2 separate regions of the Homo sapiens genome follow, and region 1 is linked to region 2. A link is a contact called in ENCODE Hi-C data. All regions are on one chromosome and are shown on one strand. The core of a region is the stretch at or near the end of the contact, and the rest is flanking DNA. Distances in the headings are between cores, read along the strand shown. Region 1 overlaps LPCAT1 (lysophosphatidylcholine acyltransferase 1). Region 2 has its middle 29 kb from the start of SLC12A7.

The links. Hi-C counts contacts between places; a loop is a spot of excess contacts on that map. Pooled maps may share reads with other maps.
Region 1: a map with no recorded cell type shows a loop between it and region 2 (2.2-fold over the local background). The contact joins two enhancer-like sites. A Hi-C loop is called at or near these places in 13 of 37 single-sample maps with no recorded cell type and 4 of 50 pooled maps.

What each region holds. Positions count from the first base shown.
Region 1 is chr5:1,492,378-1,497,284 of GRCh38, forward strand. It overlaps LPCAT1 (lysophosphatidylcholine acyltransferase 1), which reads right to left. Exons shown (of 14, transcript NM_024830.5): 3 at 2,323-2,537. LOC124901162 (a long non-coding RNA gene) reads left to right here. Exons shown (of 2, transcript XR_007059103.1): 1 at 1-296; 2 at 1,095-3,142. Among named protein-coding and RNA genes, the nearest start is that of MIR6075, 16 kb to the right of the region's middle. RefSeq lists an enhancer at 1,560-2,759. Within about 2 kb of position 2,539, at least 10 of the 41 ENCODE cell types and tissues checked have a DNase peak (open chromatin) inside an H3K27ac peak, as active enhancers do.
Region 2 is chr5:1,138,890-1,143,676 of GRCh38, forward strand. It overlaps a transcript of SLC12A7 not described here. Among named protein-coding and RNA genes, the nearest start is that of SLC12A7, 29 kb to the left of the region's middle. RefSeq lists an enhancer at 1,605-2,448. Within about 2 kb of position 1,567, at least 3 of the 41 ENCODE cell types and tissues checked have a DNase peak (open chromatin) inside an H3K27ac peak, as active enhancers do.

The sequences.
Region 1 (4,907 bases), core at 1,289-3,788, 350 kb after region 2:
GGAGCCTGGGGAGATGGTTCTGAGCTCCCGAATCAGAGGGTGCTCCAGGTGCGCAGTAGAGGAGTCATCAGCCACGCCCCAGGACAATGGCCCTTTCAGGCCAGGACAGCAGGGAGCAAAATGTGGTTCCTGCTAAGTCTGAATTCTAACGAAAATTTCTGATAAGCTTGTCACTATCCTCTCCCTCGCAGGTCCGTGGATTATCTCTGAAATGACAAGAAACACGCAGGGCTCCACGAGGGCCCTGCACACAGCAGCATGGCTGTGGCCATTCTTCCTGCTGCGCCGAGATGAAGGTCAGTGCTGGGTCACCTGGGTTGATCTGGAAGAGGTGGAATCCCGGGCCTCTAGAAAGATAGGACTACAACGTCCAGCATCACCGCACCAAACACTCCTTCGTGTTGGTGATCTCCACAGGGAGGCACCAAGGGCACAGGGAGAGCCCGGCCAACGCTCAGATTCACTCTGGGTGGGCCAGCCCCCCTGTCCAAGGACCCCTGCAGCTGCGAGGGTGCCTGGGCACACAGCTCCACAATCCCCCTCCCTGAGCAGATGACGAACGACCATGGGCCTTTGCCACAGTGGGGGGGCAAATGTGGTTTCCTGGGTATGCCAGAACCACAGGATGCAAAGGGTGCTGAGTGGAGCTGGGGCTGCCCCATGAGCCTGTGGAGCTTGCAGAGCGGGGAAACCTGCGTGTGAGAGCCAAGGCCATCACTCGGATGGTGCCTGCAGTCCAGTCTCGCCTCCAGTGCCGGCCTGTCCAGCCTCCTCCAGGCTTCCCCAGCCAGCCGAGTGCAGTGAGCCCTCCAGTCCCACCAAGGACCATCCCCGATTTCCAAGCCTGACCCAGGCAGACTCAGGCCACCCACAACTGCCCAGCTGCAGGCACAGTCTGGACACCTTCCGGCTGCTGCAGGCCCAATCCCCCATGGGCCATGCCAGGGTTCCTCACCCCACTTCCAGCCTTCCTATCCCAGCTGTGGCCACCACCCTCAGTGGTCAGCACCACAGAATGTGTCCCCACCCAGTCCATACTGAATGTGTCCCCCCAGATATTTTCTAGAAAACTGTCATATGAATGCTAACGTTAGGTGCTGCATGGAAACAGAGCCGGCAGGAGTGGCCAGGTGAGGGCCCCGGCCATAGGCGACGCCCCTCGTCCCAGCAGCTCCTTCCCTCAGCACCGCCCACTGCCAACCCAGGACCCGCTGTGCCCCAGAACGTGCTGTGCTGTGCTGATGGCGGCTGTGAAGGAAGCACGAGGACAGAACGGGCCCAGATGCCCTGAAGAGCACCGAGGACAGAGCTCTGGTGGGTCAGGGCTGCGCACAGGTGGGTGAGGGGCCACGCAGGGCTCCCTACAGTCCTCCCAGAGCAGTGGGTCCATGGGATGCGGCCCCCAAAGATGGGTCCACATGCTGACCCTGGAACCTGTGAATGAGGCCTTATTTGGAAAAAGGTTTTTACAGAGGTAACTCGTTAAGGATCTCAAGATGAGAGCATCCTGGATCACCCAATGACTGGTCCTTATAAGAGACTCATAGAGGAGACACTTGGAGGGAGCCAGGCCAGTCGACCACTGAGGCAGAGTCAGAGGGACGCAGCCCCCAGAGGAGGAAGAGGCAGGAAGGGGCCGCACAGGGCCTTCGGCCCAGAGACGCCTTGATTTTGAACATCTGGTCCCCAGATGACGAGAGGGTGAATCTCTGCTGGAGTGAGCCCCCGGCTTTGGGGAGGGGTCATGGCAGCACCAGGTGCTCAGGTCCCTGGTTCACGGCACAGCCGCGGTGCATGGGCAGCCCTGCCGACCTGCTCCCAAAGACTTCCAGAACTGCCATCTGATAAAGGTGAGCCACCCTTGCCAAGCAGACCTGGAGCAAGCACTGTAGCCTGTTATGATAGTGAGGGCACTCAGGTAGCAATAAAAATAACAATTACAACAACGAAAATTACACAGGAAACCCCAACACAGAAAATGGGGCACAAGGCCAATGTGCCCGGCGGTGGGGGCTCGATCACTCCCAGCAGCGTGGTGGGGGGGGGGTCCCTCACTCCCGGTAGGGAGGGTCTCACTCATTTCCAGCAAGTGGGGGTCCCTCATTCCTAGCAGGGAGGGATCTCTCATTCCCAGAAGGGGGGGTCCCTAAAAACCAGCAGGGAGTCCCTCATTGCCAGCAACAGAGGGGGTCTCACTCATTCCCAACAGAGGGGGGACCCTCACTCCCAGCAGGAGGGGAATCTCTTATTCTCAGCAGCAGGGGGATCTCTCACTCCCAGCAGGGCAGGGTCCCTCACTCCCAGCAGGGGTGTCTCACTCACTTCCCCAGATCGGGATGTCTCTGCTCTCTGCCTTCATCACGATGGAGGACATCGTCATGGTCACAGGGATGGCGTCGAAGTAGGACGAGTGAGGCGCGAGCGTGAGGATGGCCGCCTCGGTGGGCAGCGCCTGCCGCCCCTTCACGGCCACCCGGTGGAAGCCGCCGGCGAACCACATGGTGCGCATGATGGCCTTCAGCAGGAAGTCCACAACCCTGCAAAAGAGGGCGCTGCGTCACGCGGGCACACGTCCGCAGTCTCGGAGTCTGTGTGAGGCACAGGGGCGGTCCCACGGGAGAGCCCTCCAGGGCGCAGTCCAGGCCACGGGCTTCCTGTGGTCGCCGCCGCTGGGACATCTGCTTGAGGGAAGAAAAGACGCCGCGCCTTCCTGGCCTCCGCCTGTGTCCTCGCTGGCTGCGCTCTCACCTACGAAGGAGGCCGCGGGGCCCTGTGTGGTGGTCACGGGCCACGCGGCAGGCAGTGCTAAGACAACATGAGACTCCGGAACACAGACAGCACAAGTCCCAGGCCAGAAGACCTCCGGACCTTCATGTTAGCAACTTATTTATCAGCATCCTATCATTTTGAAATGGGAAAAACATTAAAACACCTAAAACGCATATCGCAATATGGGGGGGGGGGCGCTCAGAGCTGAGGGCGGAAGCTGAGACCTGCGTGCGAACTTCCCCATCTCATCTCCACAGGAAGCCCGGGGTTCCCACAACCAGGCGTTGTGTTATTACAGTGAGCTGTTTCTGGAGGAAATTAGATGGCCAATAAATTTGGAAAATAAAGTAAAAATCAGCCTAGGTTAACTGAATTTGTGTACTCTTTATCTCTTTTTAAAATAGGTACAAATTTAGCCTTTTAAATGTGTGTATTCTCTTTCATATGAGGCTACAGATTAGGCTGTTATTCCACACCTCAGGGAATTGACACGCAGCAGACAGCCACGGTGTGTGAGAAGCCACAGGTCAGGCACACAGAGAACATGATTCAGCCTCATGAGAAGCCACGGCTCACTCGGCCACTGGGTTAAGTGGGCGCATCACACTGGGTAAAACTACTGCACAGAGAAACAAGAGCCTGAAGCCTTACTGGATTCACATTGCCCTGGGACAGATGATCCTCCCAGAAGACTTCCAGGACAGGGGTCCCCATGGATCTGAGCCAAGGCGGTTGCTAGGAGGGCACAAAGCCTCCTCTCGTGGGGCCACCTTGGAATGGCCTTTGTGTATGCGATGATAAACAATGGTGTAGTTACACATGGAGATGCTGGGGACCAACCCAGGGTGCTGCTTGTCTAGAGGAGGGGGGATTACACAGGTGTGCACTTCTTCACCACCTGTTCAGCTGCATATTTAAAAATGTACTTTTCTGGCCAGGCATGGTGGCTCACGCCTGTAATCACAGCACTTTGGGAGGCCAAGGCAGGTGGATCACTTGAGGTCAGGAGCTCAAGACCAGCCTGGCCAACATGGTGAAACCCTGTCTCTACTAAAAATACAAAAATTAGCTGGGCATGGTGGCAGGCGTCTGTAATCCCAGCCACTCAGGAGGCTGAGGCAGGAGAACTGCTTGAACCCAAGGGGCGGAGGTTGCAGTGAGCCGAGATTGCGCCACTGCACTCCAGCCTGGGCAACAGAGTGAGACTCCATCTCAAGAAAACTAAACTAAAAAATAAAGATGTACTCTTCTGTGCACATGTTATTTTCCACAAAAAAAAAAAAAAAGTACAAAAACAAAAGCCAAAAGACAGCAATTGATGCCTAAGATGGAAGAAACAAGGCAGCGGCGGAGGGAGAAGCGAGGCTGCAGAGGAGGCTGCGGCGGGCACAGGAGCCAGTCTCGGGCAGGTTCAGGGGCAGGAGAGAGGACAGCAGGAAAAAAGGGATTAAAACCCGGGCGGCCCTTAGAGGAACACACCTGCCAGCCCCGAAATCGAATTGCAGGGACAGACGGTGCTCAGGGGAACTGTACTGGGTGTCGGGGCAGGGAAAAAGCAGCCTCAGCTCTTCTCTAAAGATCTTGGAGGAATTTTATACCCAAACTATCCACATGTGAAAACCCGGACTGCTGGTGTGGATGACAGCCTCAGAGAAAAGCTCCGCTTGCTGTGGGGTTGGGGACCCAGCACCCACTCACCCCAAGGCAAAGGGAGCCAGCACAAGCCCAGGGTGCTCAGGTGCCTGGGCAGCCCATTCCCAGGGGAATGTGAATCAGGAGACAGATCTATCTGCATACACAGGAGCGGGGATCTCCATCAGCACCCCCAGGAAATCCACTCCGTCCTACCGCCCTCACACGGACGACACCCAAGAATCCTGAGACGTGTGAGCAGAGCAGCTGCATGGCAGAGAAGCAGAGGACTGACCCCAAGGAGACAGAAAGGGTGGGCATCAGAAGAGGGGTGCAAAACATCCACCACGCTCGCCAAGAGAGTCTGGAAGAACAGGGCGCTGAGGAGCATCAAAGAACAAGAAAACACTCTCAGAAACCAAGACTGTCACTGTGGAGACAAGCAACTCACAGGAAAGACTGGGAAATGAGGAGGAGGAAATCTCCCAGAACATGCAGGGGGAAAA
Region 2 (4,787 bases), core at 317-2,816:
TCCTTAACACATGCTGGGTCCTAACATGTGCCCTGAGGTGAGCCGGGGATACTCGACTCCAGGGCACTGGCCAGAAGCCTTGGACCTGCACCCACCACCCAGGCCTCTGAAAGGAGAGCAAGCTGAAGTCTTGACTTTGAAACAGCTGCAGGGGTCGCCCCTCACCCAAGCTTGGGGTGGGGGGGGGGCTCTGGGCGGCAGCAGGTGCACTTTGGGAGCCTCCGATGGTCCCCACAGCTGGGCTCCCTCCTCATCCCCATGGGCGTAGCCCACCAGGTGGCTGCTGAGTCCTCATGGTCCGTAGGCAAGAGGAAGGGGGAAAGTGTGAGCCCTTGGCCTCCACGGCAGCCGGCTGGGATCCTGGCGGGGGACCCTCGCTGGTAACAGCATCTCCCCAGGACGTGCGGCCCCAGTGCCTGCACCCAAGCCCAGCCCTGGTGGGGAGCAGCCCCTGGAAGGCAGGAACCACTCCAGGCAAATGCAGCTGGTGCTCAGCTACATCCTCACGAGGGCCCTGGGCCCCAAACCAAGAGGCGGCTCAGCCTGACAGATGCGGTTCTGGGAGCTGGGGCGGTTGACACTGCCTGGGCCTTGCCGGCTTGGCCTTCTCTGAGGGGTGGTGTCCACACAGCAGCAATGGTGCCACATGCCGGAACCTGGAACCGAGGTTGCCTCGAGAACTGTTTGGGCAGTGGCCCTAGCGGGTGTGGGTGCCGGGAAACAGGAGGCAGAGTGGCCCCCATGTTCCTCTGTAGGCGTCCGCACAGCCTGCCTTCCCCGAGTGCACACGGCGAGCTTGCTTGACCCTGGGGTGGCCACGGCCCACTTTTGTGACCCACGTCCCTCCTCCCGGCAGGCCCCGTGTCTTTGGGGAAGGTGAGTAATTCTGAATCTGGTTCCCGAGCCCCACTTCCCAGTCTAGGGCCACTACGTCCCCACGGTTCTGGGACACTTGCTGAGACAAAGGCAGATTTTGTGAGTCAAAAGGGACTTTCCACATCTCCAAACGGCGTTTCCGGATGCATGGGCCTCAGGGCTCTGATCCCAAGAAGTGCCAAGAAGACCTCTGTGGTCACAGATGCGGACCAGGCCGGGACATGCTGGAAGGTGTCAGGACACGCCCGGCCTGCACCTCTGTCTCCCAGAGCATCCCAGGTCTCAGGGCATCAAACGCTCCGAGGTCGGTGACCAGGCACCACCGCCTTGGCCTCAACCAGCACCCCAGAGGCGCCGTCCTGCCCTCAGAAGGCCCCCCAGAAACGCTGTTTCCCATCGCTGGCTGGCTGTCTCGTACCAGCCGCTGCAGCCCCGGCCCACCTGCATGCAGGGAGCAGGGCCCCATGGGAACCCAGGCAGATCCCCCTCCTGAGAAAGGTGGCCCTGCCCCAGCCAGCACATCCCAGGCGATGAGGCATGTGATCCCCATGGCCCCTCGGGTGAATCCTGACCGCCAATCTGCACACACAGCCACACCTGCGTCTCCATCTCCCTCGGTTCTGTTCCCCCCCACCGGGTCTGGAAGACACTGGTAAGCAGGGGAGGAGGAAACAGGTGCAGCTCCAGCGAGGCGGTGCTCCCTGCTGGTGAGTGGGTGCCCCCTGCTGGTGAGGGGGGGTGCTCCCTGCTGGCTTCCCCTCCCCACAGCTGTCCCTGGAGGGAGGCGTCATTCTGTAAACAGGGAGATGGGGTTCAGGACGGTGCCAGCATGCCCAGCAATCCCGGAGTTCCCCGTGCTCAGGAACTCGCACCGCTGGCTCCACGCTCTCTACTCCAGTGGGACAAGAAAGCTCTGCTCACCAGGCAACGAGAGGCGCAAGGGCGGAGCCCAGGGCCCCGGGGAGGGCTCAGGTGGCTGGCGGAGGGGGTGCAGGGAAGGGAGATTCACCCAGGAGGGCCATTGACAAGCACTGGCTGGGGAGGGATGTGGTCACTGCACCGGCATGACAGCTCGGAGTAGCTTCTAGGTGACCACGCCATGGGAGAATGTTCTGAGGGGAACCCCTTGGGAGGCTCAGCATGAGGCAGAGCCGTTGGGGGCTGCAGCCAAGGTGGGCAAGCTGGGCCTGGGCCAGTTCAGAGCAGCCAGGCTGAGGGGGAGGGTGGACACGGGACGTTTATACCAATACGCTCGGGCCGCTGTGGAAATGAGTGCAGCCAGGCTGTGCACACCACAGACACGTCTCGAAGCCTCGGGCCTGAAGTCCCAGGTCAGTGTGTGGCTGGGCTGCTCCCCTGAGCTGTAGGCGGGCACCGGTTCCGGCCTCTTCTTGGCTTGCAGGCCCCAGCTTCTCCCTGTGTCTCTGTATCGTCCCTGCTCTGTGAGTGTCTATTTCTGTGTCCAAATTCCCCCTTTTAATAAGGACACCCGTTATATTGAATTAGGATGCACCCCTGTGAGCTGTCACTTGATGACCTCTGCAAACAGCTCCCTCCCAATACCATCACATTCTCAAGTGCTAGGCAGTAGGACCCCCAGTCCTCTCCCAGTCCTAATGGAGAGATGTCACTGAGCCTGTAACTTGGCTGTCCCAGCCGTCCCTGCTGCCACGGGCACCACAGCCGCCATGGGCACCAGAGCCGCCACGGGCACCACAGCTGTCCCTGCCTCCCTCTCTGTGCTCTCCCCTGGCTTGTTTTCTGTATCTCCTGGGATGGAGGCTCCCTGGGGACTGTCTTCCCCACTGTGTCCTCAGCACCCAGACCTCACTGGGACAGCAGCCACTAAGCTTGTGTGGTCACTGAAGTTTATATTTAAGTTAAAATTTTTTTTAAAAAATGAAGAATCCAGGTCCTCAGCCACAGCAGCTACAGCTCAAGTGCCGATAGCCACATGTGGCCGGTGGCTGCTGCATAGGACAGCGTGGACAAGGAATAACTCCGTTGGTGCAGAGAGGCCACTGGACACTCAGGCAGAGACAAGAGGGTTCGCCGGGACAGATCAACAGATGAACAAATTCAGAACAAAATGCTTAGTGAGGGAGAAGTGAACTTTCATTTTGCCCAAGTCACCATTATCATGGGTGCTGCTGGCAGGATCAGACCTGGTCATGTGGAGTCTGAAGTGCTCCCAGCCACCAACTGTGGCTGTTGCTTAGAGATACCCCTCTTCCCTGCAGCCCTGCAGGACTTCCCGGGGCTTCCTGGCCTCCACCTTTGCTTCTGGTGCTAGAGGCGGGGCAGGTGGCGTCAGGGTGGCCACTCCCCTCCCCAGAGCTGCACTGGGCCGCAGTCAGTTCACCCGGCCACCCCTGGCAGCATCTCTGGGCCCCAGACAGGGCCCCTCCATACAGAGCCCAGACGCTCCACAGGGCAGGGGCAGCCCAGCCCTATAAGCCCTGGTGCCCCCATAATCAGGAGGAAGAAAACCTCCCCCGTCTCCTGTCCCCTCTCTCCCCTCTCCCCTCCCCCCTCGCCCCTCCCGTCTCCCCTCTCCCCTCTCTCCTCTCCCCTCTCCCCTCTTCCCTCTCCCCTCTCCCCTCCACCCTCTCCTGTCTCCCCTCTCCCTTCTCCCCTTTCCCCTCTCCCCTCCTCACTCTCTCATCTTCGCTGTCCCCTCCCCTCTCTGCCCTCCACTCCCCCCTCCCCTCCCCCTCCCCTTTCCCCTCCCCACTCCCCTCTCTCCCCTCTCCCCTCTCTTCCCTGTTCTCTGCTTCTCTGTGTGTGTCTCTCTCTCTGTCTCTCTTTCTGTCTCTGTCCATCTGTCTCTGTCTGTTTTTCTGTCTCTGTGTCTCTGTCTCTCGCTGTCTCTGTCTGGCTGTCTCTGTCTCCCTGTCTCTCTGTCTCTGTCTCTGTGTCTCTCTCTGTCCCCCTCCCCTCTTCCTGAGCCACTGCCCAGAACTCCAGGCAGGAGGTGCTCACGGCCCTCCCCACATCTTCCCCCTAGAATACCCGTGACCATCAGCTGCCCCCCCCATACACACCCCTCCCCTCCAATCCCAAACTCACTCAGAGCCCCTGTTCTTTGGGCAACGTGCTCAGAACTCAGGGGAGGTAAGGGGGAGTAGGTCAGCAGAAGAGGAAATGGACTTTCCTGGCCCATTCTCCATCCTGGGAGGGCACTGGGCCCTGGGCCCCAGGCCCCGGGCCCCGGTATTCATGGTAACGGGGGCTGAGAGGCGGCCAAAGAAGGCTTGTTCCCGTGCCGGGCACCACAGAGCTTACGGCTCCATCTGTGACACGGGCCTTCCTTCCCTGAGGGCCCCAACACAGCCTCCTGGGCAACATGCCCCTCCATCCGCAGGGTCAGAAGCCGCAGCTCAAGGATCACCTGCGGAAGGTGGCATTTCCCAAGACCGGAGCTTCCCGACATCCCGCCACCTCCCGCAGCGCTGGTGCCAGTCCTGTCGGATAAGGGGCAAGTGTAAGACCGGCCTCATCAGCTCCAGCAATTGTAACAAAGCGCCATGGGCGGGGGCTTCAACACTAGAAATTGTTCCCTCGCAGCCTGGGGGCTGGAAGTCCCAGACCAAGGGGCTGCTGGGCGGTTTCTCCCAAGGCCTATTCATGGCCCGCAGACGGTGGCTTCTCCTGTGTCCTCCCACGGCCGCTCCTCTGCACACACGCATCCCTGGTGTCGCTTTCTCTTCTTACAAGGACACGTCCTATTGGGTCAGGGCCTTCCTCACAACCTCATTTAACCTTAAGTCCCTCCCTCAAGGTCCTAGCTCCAGATACAGTCCCGTTGGGGCTGGGCCTCAGCTGCGAATCTGGGGGCACGACTCAGTCGGCAGCTGTCTGTGTCCTGCATGCGCCTCCACTGACCTTCCCAGGGTTCTCCCTGTGTCCTG